2 separate regions of the Mus musculus genome follow, and region 1 is linked to region 2. Evidence: chromatin loops called from intact Hi-C (ENCODE). Cell type or tissue: left cerebral cortex. All regions are shown on one strand. Each heading gives the region's core, and the rest is flanking DNA. Links, peaks and the distances in the headings are about the cores only. Region 1 holds the start of Thoc2 (THO complex 2). Region 2 holds the start of Xiap (X-linked inhibitor of apoptosis).

Evidence for each region. Hi-C counts contacts between places; a loop is a spot of excess contacts. Peaks named below come from ENCODE experiments on the same cell type or tissue, not always from the same donor. Only the 100,000 strongest peaks of a DNase experiment are listed, where the experiment ranks them.
Region 1: a loop joins it to region 2, with 6 times the contacts of the local background. A loop is called at or near these places in 2 of 42 quality-filtered maps.

What each region holds. Positions count from the first base shown.
Region 1 is chrX:41,906,250-41,913,862 of GRCm38, forward strand. Thoc2 (THO complex 2) reads right to left here and starts at 5,652. Exons shown (of 39, transcript NM_001033422.1): 1 at 5,552-5,652. The coding sequence starts at 5,622. In left cerebral cortex, for the core only: no CTCF peak of the experiment used is centred there; DNase peaks (open chromatin) are centred at 3,729, 4,378, 4,942 and 5,691; H3K4me3 peaks cover 2,157 bases; H3K27ac peaks cover 917 bases.
Region 2 is chrX:42,064,330-42,071,942 of GRCm38, forward strand. Xiap (X-linked inhibitor of apoptosis) reads left to right here and starts at 3,507. Exons shown (of 8, transcript NM_009688.3): 1 at 3,507-3,727; 2 at 4,028-4,153. In left cerebral cortex, for the core only: a CTCF peak has its summit at 3,986; DNase peaks (open chromatin) are centred at 3,567, 4,010, 4,384 and 4,824; H3K4me3 peaks cover 2,057 bases; H3K27ac peaks cover 1,637 bases.

The DNA.
Region 1 (7,613 bases), core at 1,803-6,802, 160 kb before region 2:
AATTCTGGACTTTTGGTTTCTTTTTATAGGAATGTGCTTTTGGCTTAACCCCACATGAAGGGATGTGGGGCTGCTTCAGACTGTCTGCAGCAGGTGACCAATATTTGCCTTGTGCTCTAGAAGAAACACAGCTTTGGCAGCTGCAGATAATTTCTGCCATTGTGTGACATTTGGAATTCTGGGAACTTTACAAAGGGTACATAAATTCAAGGGACACCCCCACCCAGAAGTTCGATGGGGTTTGGTCAAAGAAACAACGGAAAGAAACTGGATTCAGGGATCTCTTTCTCCTCCTCCTCCTCCTCTTCCACCTCCTCTTCCATCTCCTCTTCCACCTCCTCTTCCTCCTTCTCTTTCCCTTCCCATCTCTCCTTGATTCTCGACTAACTAGTGTTAGGGGGTGAAACCATGGGGTTAAAGGGTAAGAAAAAGAAGAAGCCAGAAAATAGCAAAGACCAGCTACACTATGCAAACTGCTTTATCACTGAGCTTATTCTCACCATCATGTTGCTTCTCTATCACTACAGACCCTGTAACTCTCACAATAGCTATATACTGCTACGATGCTACAAACAATACAAACTTGGGAATCTCATGGAACACAACACATACTTAAAAAAATTCAGGGCTGGAAAGCACTTGTTGCTGTTTTATAAAGAAATAATCAGCTAGCCACTGAGATCCCAATAGTGAGGAGGCTAAAGCAGGAAGATAATGAATTCAAGGTCACCCTGGAGTACAGAGCAAGTTCCAGATCAGCCTGGGTGGGCTACATAAGACCTTATCTCTAAAAACCAAAAACATTTAAAATTATTAAATGAAAAGGAAAAAATCCTAAGAAATAACTTTACATATGGCATACTCGAAAAACCAAATGTATTCACTCTACCCCTCATTTTAGCATTTCCAGTTGCTAGTTCATATTCAAGACATTTTTTCCAAATAACAATATTATTTGTTTTAACAAGATGAAAATGCTAATGTATGTAACATGATTTTTAAAACCTCTAAAATTAAGCTCTATTAAACAAAGTTTGTACATAAGGAAAAGAAGACAAATGAATAAAAACAGAGTAGAGGATGATGATGTGTTTACAATATCTAAATAGTGATTGTTTAAAATAGTTCATTATGACAGGACCTGACAGTGCAGTCCTGCAATCCCAGCAACTTGAGAGAATGGAATGGGGATGGGATGGTTTCATGTTCAATGCTGGCCTAGACAACTGAACAAGACCCTATCTCAAAACAGAAAATTAAAGGTCTGAGGATGTAATTCTGTTGGAACAGTGCTTGCCTTAGCATATCTTATGCCCTGGGTTCAATCCCCCGGACTGAATAAAAAGTTGGTACAGTGCTTGCCTTAGCATATCTTATGCCCTGGGTTCAATCCCCGGGAGTGAATAAACCGGGTGTGGTTCGCCTTCCTAGAACTTTCCAGCACTTGGGAAATAGAGGGAAGATCACAAATTTAAGGTCATTCTCAGTTATACAACAGTTCAAAGCCAGCTTAGGATACAAGAGACACCGTCTTTAAAAAAGGAAGCCTGCCTGTGGTGGGGACATACCTTTAATCCCAGCACTTGGGAGGCAGACCAGGACAGCTAGAGCTACACAGAGACAACCCTGACTTGAAAACCCAAAAGAATAAAAGAAGAGGGGAAGGAGGGGAAGGAAGAGGAGGAGGAGGAAGAAGAAGACAAGGAAGAAAAGAAGGTGACAGCAAAATGGACCAGGCATAAAGGAAAATAAAATCAATATATTTACAGATACAACAGGAAATTATTATTTTAAGCATGCCAAAAACCACATTTCTAAGTGTACATATACGTATGTGTAAGTCATGAAAATAGAAAGGTACAATGAGAGAGGAGGAGAGAATTCAAGTGAAAGAAAAGAGTAGATTAAAAATAGGTGGCAATGGTGGCACACGCCTTTAATCCCAGCACTTGGGAGGCAGAGGCAGGCGGATTTCTGAGTTTGAGGCCAACCTGGTCTAGAGTGAGTTCCAGGGCAGCCAGGGCTACACAGAAAATTCCTGTCTCGAAAAACCAAATAAATTAATTAATTAACAAAGAGTAGGTAATGAAGGTCAGCCATGGTGGTGTATGTATGTATGTATGCCTTTAATCCCAGCATTTTCCAGTCTGCTCTACAAAGTGAGTCCCAGGCCAGCCATGGCTACAGAGTCAAAGAAGAGACAAGACAAGAAGAAGAGAAGACAAAAAAAGAGAAAAGACGAAAAGAAAATGGCAGGTCTAGTTAGGAAAAAAGGGCCAGCAAGAAGTGGGCAGAGGAAAGCAGTAGGGAGGAAACCAGCAAACTAAAACTATGACACATGTATGAAAATGCCATAATAAAATGTATTACTCTGTATGCTAATATAATAATTTTGTAAAGGGCTGAAGATATAGTTTCGTAGTAGTAGTTGCTTAATATGTACAAAGCCTCTAGATTCATTCACCAGTAAGGCAAACCTTAGAATATTTCGTTAGATTAAACAGCTTCAGTTTTTTGGTTATTTAGATATGTTTTAGTTGTATAGCTGTGTGTATGTATGTGTTTGGTGTGTGTGTGTGTGTGTGTGTGTGTGTGTGTGTGTGTGTGTACAGGTGCCTGTGAGACCAGAGGTTTTATCCCTTGGAACTAGAGTTACAGGAGACCATAAGCCATCAGATGTGGGTCCTAAGAACTGAAGTAAGTAAAGGTTCCTAACTCCTTACCCCAGACAGCTCTCAAGCCTTGTTTCTTTTGCCTTTTATTGTTTTGTTTCCAACAAAGTTAACTGTGTAGCCTCTGCTGACCTCAAACTCCCGGGACTCCTTCCTTATCCTCCCAAGTGCTAGGATTACAAGTGTGAGACACCACATCAAGCTGTGCCATCCAACTTTAAATTCTCAGCTAATGTAGTGGGACATGCGTAAGATGATAATAAATTCAAGGTCAGTATGAGCTACAAGGTAATTGTCTCAAAAAAAAGATACGTTCTCTCTCTCTCTCTCTCTCTCTCTCTCTCTCTCAGTATGAGCTACAAGGTAATTGTCTCAAAAAAAAGATACGTTCTCTCTCTCTCTCTCTCTCTCTCTCTTTTTTTTTTTTTTTTTTTTTTTTTTTGGTTTTTCAAGACAGGGTTTCTCTGTATAGCCCTGGCTGTCCTGGAACTCACTTTGTAGACCAGGCTGGCCTCGAACTCAGAAATCCCCCTGCCTCTGCCTCCTGGCTTTTTTTTTTTAAGATAAGTTCTCTTACAGAAATTATATTTATATAATCATTAAACTGTCACACTAATTTGAATCTACTGTACTTCAAACCCACAGTCCACAAGCTATACAATAAATACATGAAAATCCTAAGTACAGTTTTTAAGTAGCTCTTTTAACACTAGGTAGCATGGATCATGTAAACACATATAAACTCAAAATCCCACTTTATATTCTTGGCTTCATACACCACTTAGTTTTTCTCCACCTATTGCCAGTCAGAAGTTAGGCAGGGCTCCTCCTCCTATTCTAAAGTGGAAGTAAAAACATTAAACTGTTAAAAAAAAACAAAACAAAACAAAAACAAAAGCAGCTAGGCCTGTGGATGTAGCTCACTGATGGAGCACATGCTACCCTCCATACACACAGTGAAATCCATCCAGAAGAAGGAAGCTGAGAAACCCACAAACACGACAGTTCACAAATGAATCCGCTTTAGATGCTAAATAAGGACGGACTGAACTGTCTGCGGAGGCTCTCCCTCCAATCTGGCCCTGTTCCCTCGAGCTGCTTCCCATCCTGCCTTCTCAGCACTCGACAAACAGGTAGCTGGTTAAACAGCACATAAAAAGTAAACATGAATGCTTCTTTTAGATGTGAGACAGACCTCTGAGTTAACAAAACTCGAAGGAACTCTAAGTATATACTGGAGGACATGTCCTACCAAAAAAAAAAAAAAAAATGAGATGACATCCCCGTTCTCCAAGGGCCTCTCAACTCATTAGCATACAAAAGTAAATATGCAGGATGTCAGAGGCCAACTAATCGCCAAGCAAAGAGCTGTCCCGAGAACTTTAAATTTCTAAAAGCTGGAATAATATTACTTTTAATAGCTATCACTTGCGCACTTACTATAACCCAAGTGCTTTATAGACATTAACTCTTCTCAACAATCCTTCGAGTAGAACGCTTCTTATTCCCAATTTACTCAAGGGGAAACGGCCCCAAATGGTTACGAATTTATCCAAGGTCACTCAGCTGGTTAAGTGGGCTAAGCTAGCCACTTACTCAGACAATCCAATTCTAGGACTCACGCTGTTAACGTTTCACAGAACAGCAAAGGGATGTGGGAGTAAGTCAAGTCACAAGAGCTTGGTGTACCGGGTTTCTTTGAAGTAACAAAGTTTTAAAGATTCCTATCTTCCCGTGAGCAACTGGGAACCTGATACTGGATGAGTGTGGGAGTGTGGAGGGAGACAACTCAAGCAGCTAAAGAGAGTTAATCTCACATAGGATTGACTGCTAAGCTTCCAGAGCGACTCAGAAGAAGAAATTACAACTTTTTTTTTTTTAATCAGTGATTAATTCTGTCAACTTAAACGGGGAGTCGGGGGTGGGGTGGCTACTGGGAGGCGCGAAAGCCGCTACTGTAGGAAATTACCGGTGACGGTACAAAGTAAGTTTATGACTTAAAGGACACAGAGATCATCCTAAAGTACTAGAAAAGCCTCGAGGAGGGCGAGCACTCGCTGCAGTCCCAGGCCAAAATGGAGTTCCCTAAACCTTCTACCAGGAAAAGTTGAATCCCATCCCGAAACCACGGCGAGGTGACACGCCGGCAGGGACTTGGCAAAAAGAAGCGGCAATCCCTGCCACACTTTCCCGAGTACCGCAGGGCCAGGGCAGCGCAAGCTGCCGCTCCCTGAGAAAGCAGAGGTGCCATGCCTGGCTGTCCCCGACGCCCCGGGCTCCTCTGCCACCAGCGGCGAGGAGCAGAGAGTTCGGGACAGTTCGCCCTCCTAAGACTTCGGGCACAGGAGAGGCCGGGAACCAAAGTGCGGGAGTCGTCTTAGATCCCGGGGGGGGGGGGGACAAATAAAAATAAGAAGATAAAACGGGACAGTGAGAGACATGGCAAGTGGCGGACCCACACAGCTCCGGCTGCGAAGCCACGGAGAGAAAAGGAGCCGAGCCCAGCGAGCTGAGTTAAGACGATGAGCCAGACAGACAAAAAAGCGACAGGGCAGGAGCCCAGGGGGACCTGAGGGGACGAGACGGAAGTTCTGCGGAGAGACCTAAAGGAAGCGGGGCTCCCGGGGACCACGGGGCTTTCGGGGAGGTCGGAGGGAAGGCAAGACGCTCAGCGGCGGCGGCGGCGATAGTGGCGGCTCCCGGCTCCGCTCCTCAGCCAAGTGGAAACTCCGGACCAACCAACCATCCTCATCCGCCGCCCGGGTGCGGGTGGGGGAGGGGGCGCCGCTGCCCCCCGGCCCCTGTACCCCACTTCCGACTGCGCCCAGCGCCCCGACCTCAGGGCGGCCCGGCGCCTTCCCTCGGTCAGAAACACTCACAATTCGCCTCTCCCTGATTTCTCCCAGTTCTTTATCCACTCTGCGGGAACCACCACAGCCGCGGCCGCCATCTTCCCCTCGCTAGTAACAGTGGCCCGGATGTGTAGCTCCCGAGCGCGGGGTCAAAGGGGAGCGCCGCCCACGGGGAGTGACGGAAGCTGCGAACTCGGGTTTAGATTTCCCGCCCCACCTACTTCCCCACCAAACGGAAGTCCTGGGCCAGGCCGACAAAGAGGTGGCGGGTGCCACAGCTCTCACCCCTACTTCCCTTTAGAACATATACACATTAAACAAAAAACAAAAACGCCAGGCCGCTGTGGCCTTTATGATCTCCCGTAATCTCTACCCCAAGCCACTAATTCAAACTCGTAATTTTTCAATCACTCGGTCTGTTAGGCATTGGTGGATGCTGGAACTGTAAGCCATGACATGAGCTTCTGGAAAAAAAGGAACATGAGATAAGAAATATCTCAACTAACGACTAAATAGAAAATTAATACGGACAGGGCACACATAATGGACAAAAGCTGGGAACCGCATGCTCCGCCAAATCCTAACTCCTTACTTGAGCTGTCAAACTAGGGAGTATTACTATGCCGAGAAACGATGTTTAAGGTGTTATAATCTCTCTACAAAAAATATTTCTTATTACAAAGAGAAAACGTTACTGTAGGAAAATATGGAAGATATCTCCCTGTGTTGGTGAAAATAAATTCCACCAGGGTTAGAGCTATACCTTCAGTGGTGGCTCACGCCTTTAATCCCAGCACTGGGGAGGCAGAGGCAGGCAGATTTCTGAGTTCCGGGCCAGCTTGGTCTACAGCTTGAGTTCCAGGACAGCCAGGGCTACACAGAGAAACCCTGTCTCGAAAAACCAAAACCAAAAACAAAAAAACAAAAAAACAAAAAAAAAAAAAAAAAAAACCCTGTAGCTGTGGTCTAGAGCACTTGCTTACCTTGAACCAGGCTCTGCTTTGGTACTTCACTACTGGGGGGAAAAAGCTAAATTATCTCAGAAACAGAGCAAGTGAACCAGGCACAGGGTTCCACAGATATAATTCCAACACTTGGGAACCTGAGGCAGGAACATAGCAACTTCCCATTGGCCTGAATGTAATTAATGCAAGGTAGACAAGCAAGTGAAAAGACGGACACCATGGGACTGCCCGTGAAATGCCTGTGAAGTGCTAGAAGAAACACTACTCAAATTTTAAAAATTGTTAATACCCAAATTTTATATATTAATTCAATATTGTAGGGCAGCAGTCATAACCATTATTGAGAGAGAATCTACAAAATTACTACCCTGTACTTTTCAAAGTTGCCAAGCTCTTAGAAGATAGTAATTCTTCCAGATTTTTGAAGACTGGAGGCAGAGGCAGAAGGATCTCTGTGAGTCACAGGCCAGTATTATCTACATAGCAAGCTCCAAGCCTGCCAAATGATTACATACAGACTTTTTTAAAAAGATTAATGGAAACAAGAAATACAAGGGATTTTCTCCCCTCCAAAAATCATATTTTTCTTTTGCTATAAAGGGCATTACTGGCACAATTGACTTCATTGGGGTATCTGTAATTAAATAATAATATTGTATCATGTTACTGAATCCAAATAACTCTACTCAAATCGTCCCAGTGGTAGCAGCAGCACCACTTGCTACCCACCCCGTCCCAAACCCCCAATGTTCTGGGTTCACACACAAGTGAAGCCTCCTATTTTAATATGGCCTTACAGCTCAATGGTTGGGTCACTTCTAAACCTCCACGTGCATAACACACCCCCCTCCAATATTCCTGAGTTCTTACTTATTACAGAAATATGTATACAATTCTGTTTTAAGAAACAAGACTTGGCTGGAGCAATGACTCAGCAGTTACAAGAATTGGTTGCTCTTCCAGAGGACACAGGTTGGATTCCAGCAGCCAAGTGGTGATTTGAAACAATGTGTAACTCCAACCCCAAAGGATCTGATACCCTCTTCTGACCCCTGATGGCAGTGCACATATATTGTATAAGACATACATGCGGATGAAGCATCCATACACACACACACACAGAA
Region 2 (7,613 bases), core at 1,031-6,030:
GGAACTCACTCTGTAGACCAGGCCGGCCTCAAACTCAGAAATTCGCCTGCCTCTGCCTTCCAAGTGCTGGGATTTAAGGCGTGTGTGCCACCACGCCCTGCTCAGACTCAGGGCTTTTATGCATGCTAGGCAAGCACATTACCAACTGAGCAACATGCCGCGTCTCAAGAGATTGTAGTTATCTGACTGAAGTATCCTCTTTTAAATGCCTTACATGGTCAGGAAGGTGTGGTCGCTAGCTGGTCCAGGGAGAGAAGAGATGAGAAAGAGTTAGGACTTATTTTAGGGTTAGGACTTATTTTCTCCTCATTAGGGTTGCTCAGATCCTGGGATGCTCTCTTGCCTTCCTTCCCTTCCTTTCTCTTTTTCTCTTTTGAGTAAGGTTTGAGATAGGTAGTCCAGGTTGGCTTCCTATGCAGCTAAGGCTGATCTTGAAATTCTGGTCTACCTGCTTTCACCTCCACCTCCAAGGACTAGACTACAAACATATGCCAACTGTCTGTTCATTCTCTCTCTCTCTCTCTCTCTCTCTCTCCCTCTCTCTCTCCCTCCCTCTCCCTCTCCCTCTTTCCCTTTCAAGATAGTTCAGCAGGTAAAAGAATTGATCTTACAAGCCTGGTAACCTAAGTGTGACCCATGGAACTGATGGGAGAAGTCAAAAACTAACTACTGAAATAGGCCCTCTAACCTCTATCCACACATGCATGTGTAAGACTGCACTTACAAATGTGTCTCTTACACCCACATTAGTAATCGAGAAAAGAAGAAAAGCTCCAGCTCTTCCCATGAATGAGCATACAACATAAGAGAGACCAGATACTTATCCGAGTGGCCATATTGTGTGACACAGCGCACTGGTACTGTTCACGGTAACAAAGTACTCACTTTAATGATGAAGTTACATGAAAAAGTGCTCGAACTGGACAGTGATAATGGTTACACAATAATGAAAGTGTTCTCAATGCCAGTGAACTATGTACTTACTTCAGGTCCCAAAGAAACTTGGAACAAGTCTCACTCAGTACCCGTGGCTCCTCCCAGCACCTCCCACCCCACCCCTACCCTCAACCTCTCCTGCCCAGAGGCTGGACTTCCCTTCCCCTTCTCTTCCCCGTTTCTCATTCCTATATAAACCTGTTATTTTGATCATGCATGTTCTTGATCCTCAACTCCTCTCTGGTCCACTCCCCTCTTTTCCTCTTCTCTTTCTCTTTCCATCTTCCCCCTCTCTCCTCTCATGGCCTGGTTCAGGCTAAACTTTTCCAGATGCTTCTGGTTGAAGTCTCCACTAAAATCCTTCTCCTTAACCATACACACTGTAGTCATGTCCTCCTCTTCATTCACTTACAATGGTTAAAACCAAATGTCTAAAACAGTAAATTTACATATATTTCACAATAAAAAACTGTGTTAGCTGGTTGGGTGTAGTGGCTTAATTAAGCTCATCTCAGCACTCAGCATGTTAAGGCAGAGGATTGCCATGAATTTGAGCCCAGCTTGGAATATGTAGCCAGACAAGACTACACATAACACATCAAGACCTTATCTCACCAAACGTGGTGGAACAATCCCAATTCTCAGGCAAGACGAACAGGAATTAAAGGTCATCCTAGGCTACATAGCAAGTTTGCAGCCAGCCTAGGATACATGAGGTCTTGATTCAAAAAATCCAAGCCAAACAGTACAAGCTAGGTGACATAGCTGGAGCTTGCAATCCTAGCAGTCAGAGACTGCTACATAACGTTCATTGATTTCAGGCTGACCTGGTCTACACAATGACTTCTGAGATAGCCTGGGCTATTTAGTGAGACCCAGATTCAAAACAAACAAACAAACAAACAAAACAAACTAAAACAAAACAAAAAGCCCAAAACTACAATAATAAAGATTCTATAATGACACCTTAAGTTTAAAGAATAAAAGATTACAGAGACTGAGAAAATATAATCTTCAGGTAAGGAAATTAGTTTCAATAAATTACTAGAGGGCAGGCAAACTGGTAAGAGCTGGGGCAGGGTAAATAGTTCCCTTAGAAGACACCATAGCACTGTGTTGGAGGAGAGTGAACTTAATTAAGGCTAAGATGATTAACTCTTATCCTGAAGTCAAAATGGAAAGATTTAACTCAGCCTCAGGCAAGCTAGATGGGGGTGGGGGGGAGGCGGAGCAAGCCTAAGAACAGAGAAATCAGACTGGGCAATGGTCAGAAAGACCTAGGGTTGAGTCATACTGTTCAGCTCCTACAGAGACAGGTACAAGCGACTTCAGCCTCTTCTAAATGAGTTGATGGTGGACAATATCAAGACAAATGAGGGTAGCCTGGGACTTTTTTTCTTTTCTTTTTTTCCCAGACAGGGTCCCTTGCATCTCCGACTGGCCTCAAACTTCCTATTGAGGATGGCCTTGAACTTCTGACCCTTCTGTTGATAAAGATGGAGCTTTGTTGGTTTGCTTATTTAAGAGTGCTGGACAGGTGAGATCAGTATTTGCTTGCAGTTGTTTTGTTGGCAGTGGTGGGGTTTGAATTCAACCTTGTATGTGCTAGACAAGTGATCTACTACTGAGCCTCATTCCCAGCCCTCGCTTGGAATTACCTTCATTGTAATAAGTCAGATGCAATTTTCAGAGCTGTAAGAGTACACCCCAGGGGGCCTGGGACACAGATGGCTTAGTGGGGAAGGGCATCACCACCAAATCTGAGGACATTAGTTCTTCCCTAGAACCCACATGCTGGGAGAGAACAGACTCAAGTTGCCCTCTGACCTCATACAGTAAGACAATGTAATAATTTTTAAAAAAGATTGCATTAGAAGGAATATTACATTGGCAAAAGTTGAAGAACCAAATACATTTCTTTGTCTTCTCTTCCAAGTTCCTTTTCATCAAGGACAGCATTATTTAACCAGGCAGATGGTGCCCATGGTCTTCTCCTTTTAAATATACCCAATCCATCTTAGTACACTAGCCATTAAGAGTCAAAGTTCCTGAAACCTAAGTATAGGTTTATCTGACAACCCTACAAGCATATAGCATGATCACCATTTTGTATAATCTTCTCTTGTGTCTTTTCCATCTTTGTTCTATTATTTTTCTTTGTTCTTCACAAATTTCTCTCACCCTCTTTTTGTCTCCCTGTCTCGTCATTCCTTCTAGCTTCCTCTATTTGGAAACAACCGATTCTCTAATCTCAGTTTACTTTTTTGTCGGGTGGGTGATACTGGGATAATTATTTTCTCCGGGGCTCAGTTTCCTCTGTAGGGTGGAATTTAATAGAGGTGTTCTGCCTTCCATGGTTTTCAAAATAACATTGAGGAATATGTTATATACCTAGCAGAGTCCCTGGTATCCTGTGAGAGCTCAATGTACTGTGCCCTTTTCCCCTTGGTCTTTAATCTTCTTACCTGTATTCCCCTACTCCTCACCCTAGAGTCCAGGTAAAAGCTGGGGGGCGGTGGGGAGGGGGGAGAGAAAAAGTCCTGGATGCTAAAAGAGGAAATGCTTGAGTCGGGGGCGGGGACTGAGAAGTGACCTGTGCGCATGTGCAGCCGCTGGGTCAGGCTCTGGCTTGGAGCTGGGGAGGCGGGGGTTGGGGGGTGGGGGGGGGGTTGGGCTGCATAATGAGGACTGGGGTTTTTCTCGATGTCCCCTTCCGGCTCTGGGAGGCGGCGGGACCTTGGCGGTCCCCCGAGCGGGCGCGACGCTAATCGAGGGCCGCTCGGCCAGAGAGGTAGGCTGGAAGATGGCGGAGTGGGAAAGAAGGAGGGGCTCTGCCGGGCGGGAGCGGAGCTCCCGGGGGAGGGGATGGGGGTGGCGGTGGGAAGGACATGGCCTGAGGCCAGTGGCTGGGCGAGCCCGGGAAGCTGGCGGGCTGCACCGGTTGAGTTTTTTTTTTTTTTAAAAGTCCTGACGTGGATGCACTTGGTTCCGGTCTTCGAGTTTTATCCGATGGGACTGTCCTGCCTGGGAAGGCCGAGGGAGGAAGGAAGGGAGGGAGACAGACATAGTGACTTCCGTTTCCTTCTCCTAGGCCGGGGCCCGCCGCCCAGCAGAGTTGTGTTTTCCTGATCCGGGCTCGGGCCGCCCCTCCTCCGGGACCCTCCCCTCGGGAACCCGTCGCCCGCGGCGCTTAGTTAGGACTGGAGTGCTTGGCGCGGTGGGTACAGCTCTTGTGGGTTTCCCGCCCTCCCTTCCTCTCCCTCTGCTCCCCTCCCCTCCCTTCCCCTCCCCTCTCTTCCCTCTCCTCTCCTCTGCTCTGCTCTTCCCTCCCTCCTCCTCCCTCCTCCCGCGTTCCTCCTCCTCCCCCCTCCTTCCTTCTCCCCCCCTTCTCCTCCCTCCCTCCTTTTCCTTCCCTCCATTTCTTCCCCCTCCCTTCCGCCTGGGCTAGCTCTGCCTAGTTGGGCGGGAAGGCCGCGCCCGCCCGCCCGCGGGGAATGCTGGACTGGGCTCCCTATCCAGGCTCCCCGGGATTGCCCCTGGAAGCCGTGGGTAGGGGGGCTGGCTTCAAGCCTTCGGGTCAGCCTCCTTAAACTTCGTGACACCTAAGGTAAATCTAGTTAAAATAATTAAAAAAAAAAAAAAGATTTGATCAACCTCCCTGCCCCCCCCCCCAGTTCGATACCTTGTATGGGGCAGGGTGGTGTGTTTCTGGCAAGGGCATGTGAACCCTAAAGAATGAGGGCCAAAGAGCTTCCAGAGGAGGAAGTAGCTGGTAATTTTTGCCTCTTTGTCACCTTGGTCACTTCCCCAGCATATTTCTGAGAGAAAAAAATGTCACTTATGACTTTCAGTTCCATTACTTTAACTCCGTTGAACTCCACAGTTTACTTGAGTTGTGGGGTGTTTTTCTTTTAAGCAGGGGCGGGAGGGAGGAAGGGAGTGGTGATTGCTGAAACTAAGCAGTGGCTCACTCCATCTCCAAAAAGGAGAACATAAGCCTTGGGGAAGACTAAACCTATCAGTTTGTAATAATCTACAACTTTACCTTCAAGTACAATTATGGCACTACTTCTGACATCCTAGCTATACCTTGATAGTGAATGAATCCTAGAAATGTCTTTTTTTTTAAAGACTGGAAAGTTCTACAGTGTTTCTTCATTCTTCTCATTTTCTCCTTAATAGGATTTTTTTTTTTTTTTTGTAGCCAGTTTCAAGAGAACACTGTTAAGAGCCGGCCATCTTAGAATTATAGCATTTTTGAGCTGGGAAGGATCTCAGCTCAACTCTTTTGTTTTACAAAGCAGAAACTAAGGCTCAGGGTTTCATGATTTGTGTAAGGTTACCATGCTAGCCATGCTAGTTAGATTAGAATTCAGATTTTCTAGCTCCCTGGCCACCCCACTCCTGTTGCTTCAATATAACCTCTAAGCAAATATCTAAGTATATTCTATTTAACATTTCTGTCATTTTCAGTGTAGTAAACATGTATGTGAAACTTGAGTCAGGGATTGTTTTCCCCATAACTTAAGAATGGAAAACATTTTAGGTCAGATAGATTTCTACCTACAGACACAGAAACATAAGCTTATATAGCTGTTTGGATTGGGTCACATGGATCCATGAAAGAGATAAAAAAAAATGGTAACCCTGGTTACTTCTGAAGAAGACGGATGGAAAACTAAACTTTGCTTTTCTCCTGTGCCTTACATGTTTGAATATTATAAACAAGTTTGATCTTATTCTAGAAAGTTTTAAAGCTCACATAGATGTATATCAACATAAGTATTTGCAATTGGTATTTATGAACATCCACTTATCAGTAATTTTTATTGTAAAATCCAGTATGGCTTATTTCGTCTTCACAGAACAGGTCTGTATTTATGTTTCTCTTTTGGCTTTTACCTACTGTTCTGTATTCATGAGAAATGCTAAAAAGCTTTGGCTTTATCTTTAAAGAATAAGCTTCCTGATTATCAAATAGTGTAGAAACTATGAAATTCAGATATCAAATTTGACATACAGATAAATCTAACTTACAGAATCATTTTGGATTAAACTTATTTTTAAAAGGTTATGCCTGTAAAGATTGTATTGGTGTATGTAGTACAGTAAATACTTGCTTACCATGTATAGGGCTCTGGGCTTGTTTGTTTGTTTTGTTGAGCATATCAAAGAAAATGTTAAAATTTGATCAAAATACATGATGTAATTTTGAAACTAACATAACCCACTATTTTGTACAATGAATATACACTAATAGGAGAGAGAAAGGGGAAAGAAAGCTAGGTGTGGTGGCTTTCACCTGTAATCCCAACAACACTGTGGAGTCAGTGCAGGAGAATTGCAAATTCAAGTCAGCCTGGGCTGTGTAGTGAGATCCTGCCTCAAAAACAAAGCTGGGTTGGACAGATGACTGTTTATATGGCCTGGCATGGCCTGGCTGCTCTTGCACAGGACCCCGGTTCTAGTCCCAGCATTCAAACGCTATCACAGCCTTCTGCAACTCCAGTCCCAGAGGATTTAATGCTGCTTTTGGCTTCCATGAGCACTGCCTGCATGTGATACACATATATGCATGCAGGCAAAAGACCCAGATGCATAAAATAATAAAACAGAGTGAGGGTTCACATTTGTAACCTGTGCGTTTGGTAAGAAGAGGATCAAGAGTTCAAAGCTAGCTTGGGCACCATCGGAACCTGTACAAGCGGAATCAGAATTAATACAACTTTTATATTATGTGGCATTGTTTGGTCCTTAAGTGTTTGCTTTTTGTGCATGTTATCACTCCTCATGCATGTTATACAGTTTTTAAAATGGTAAATGTTTTGGGTTGGAGGTAAAGGCCTCAAAGGCTTTGGGGGTGTACACAGTCCAGCATAGTATACACTAGGCTCTGAAGTCAGTATCTAGAACTAAAGGGGAAAAAAGTAAGACTGGATACGTCCCCACTGTTGAGTTCTGTTCTCTTCTTTACAGATATGCTAATGAAGACTCGGGTGAAAAAAATGAATTGCTTAGTTATATTGCAGACTTTGGACTGGTGTCTTCATCCTTGTCTAGAATTCCTGCAGTTAGTTGTATTGCTGTGGTAGGGGGTCTAAAGATTCTACATACAGTGATACACATTTGGAATTTTTGTACTTGGCAAATTGAGGCAGGAAGCTAACGTTTTCCAGAACGGCCTGGGCTGCTTTTGAGAGCTCCGATCTCAGAGAAGAAGCACTAAAAGATGAATATGGTAAAGTGCCCTTATTATTTTGAGGCAGGAAGATTATGATAAGCTGTCAATTCTTAAAGTTTATCTTTGGAGTAATCTGTTAATAGTGTTATATAACCTGTTAGCATTGATTAAGGTCATTGTGAATGTCCATTTGAGAAGACAAACAGAATTAGAAAATGAGAGATTAGTATCATACTTAATAATCATATACAGTGGAAAATACCCTGAATTGAATTTTTTCCACTCAGACTCAGCATCTCCATGTTTGTTTTATTCTTCACAAGATATGTTTGTTATTTAATTCAGAACATAAAAGGGGTGTTTTGGATATTTTAAATTAAAAAGGCATGTTCTAGAAAATGTCTGAAGTTTGAGGTGGGACAGAAATCTAGGGCCCCATTAGTCAGTACTTGTTTTTCATTCAGCATTATGTTGTGAACAATTTCTGGGTCAAAAA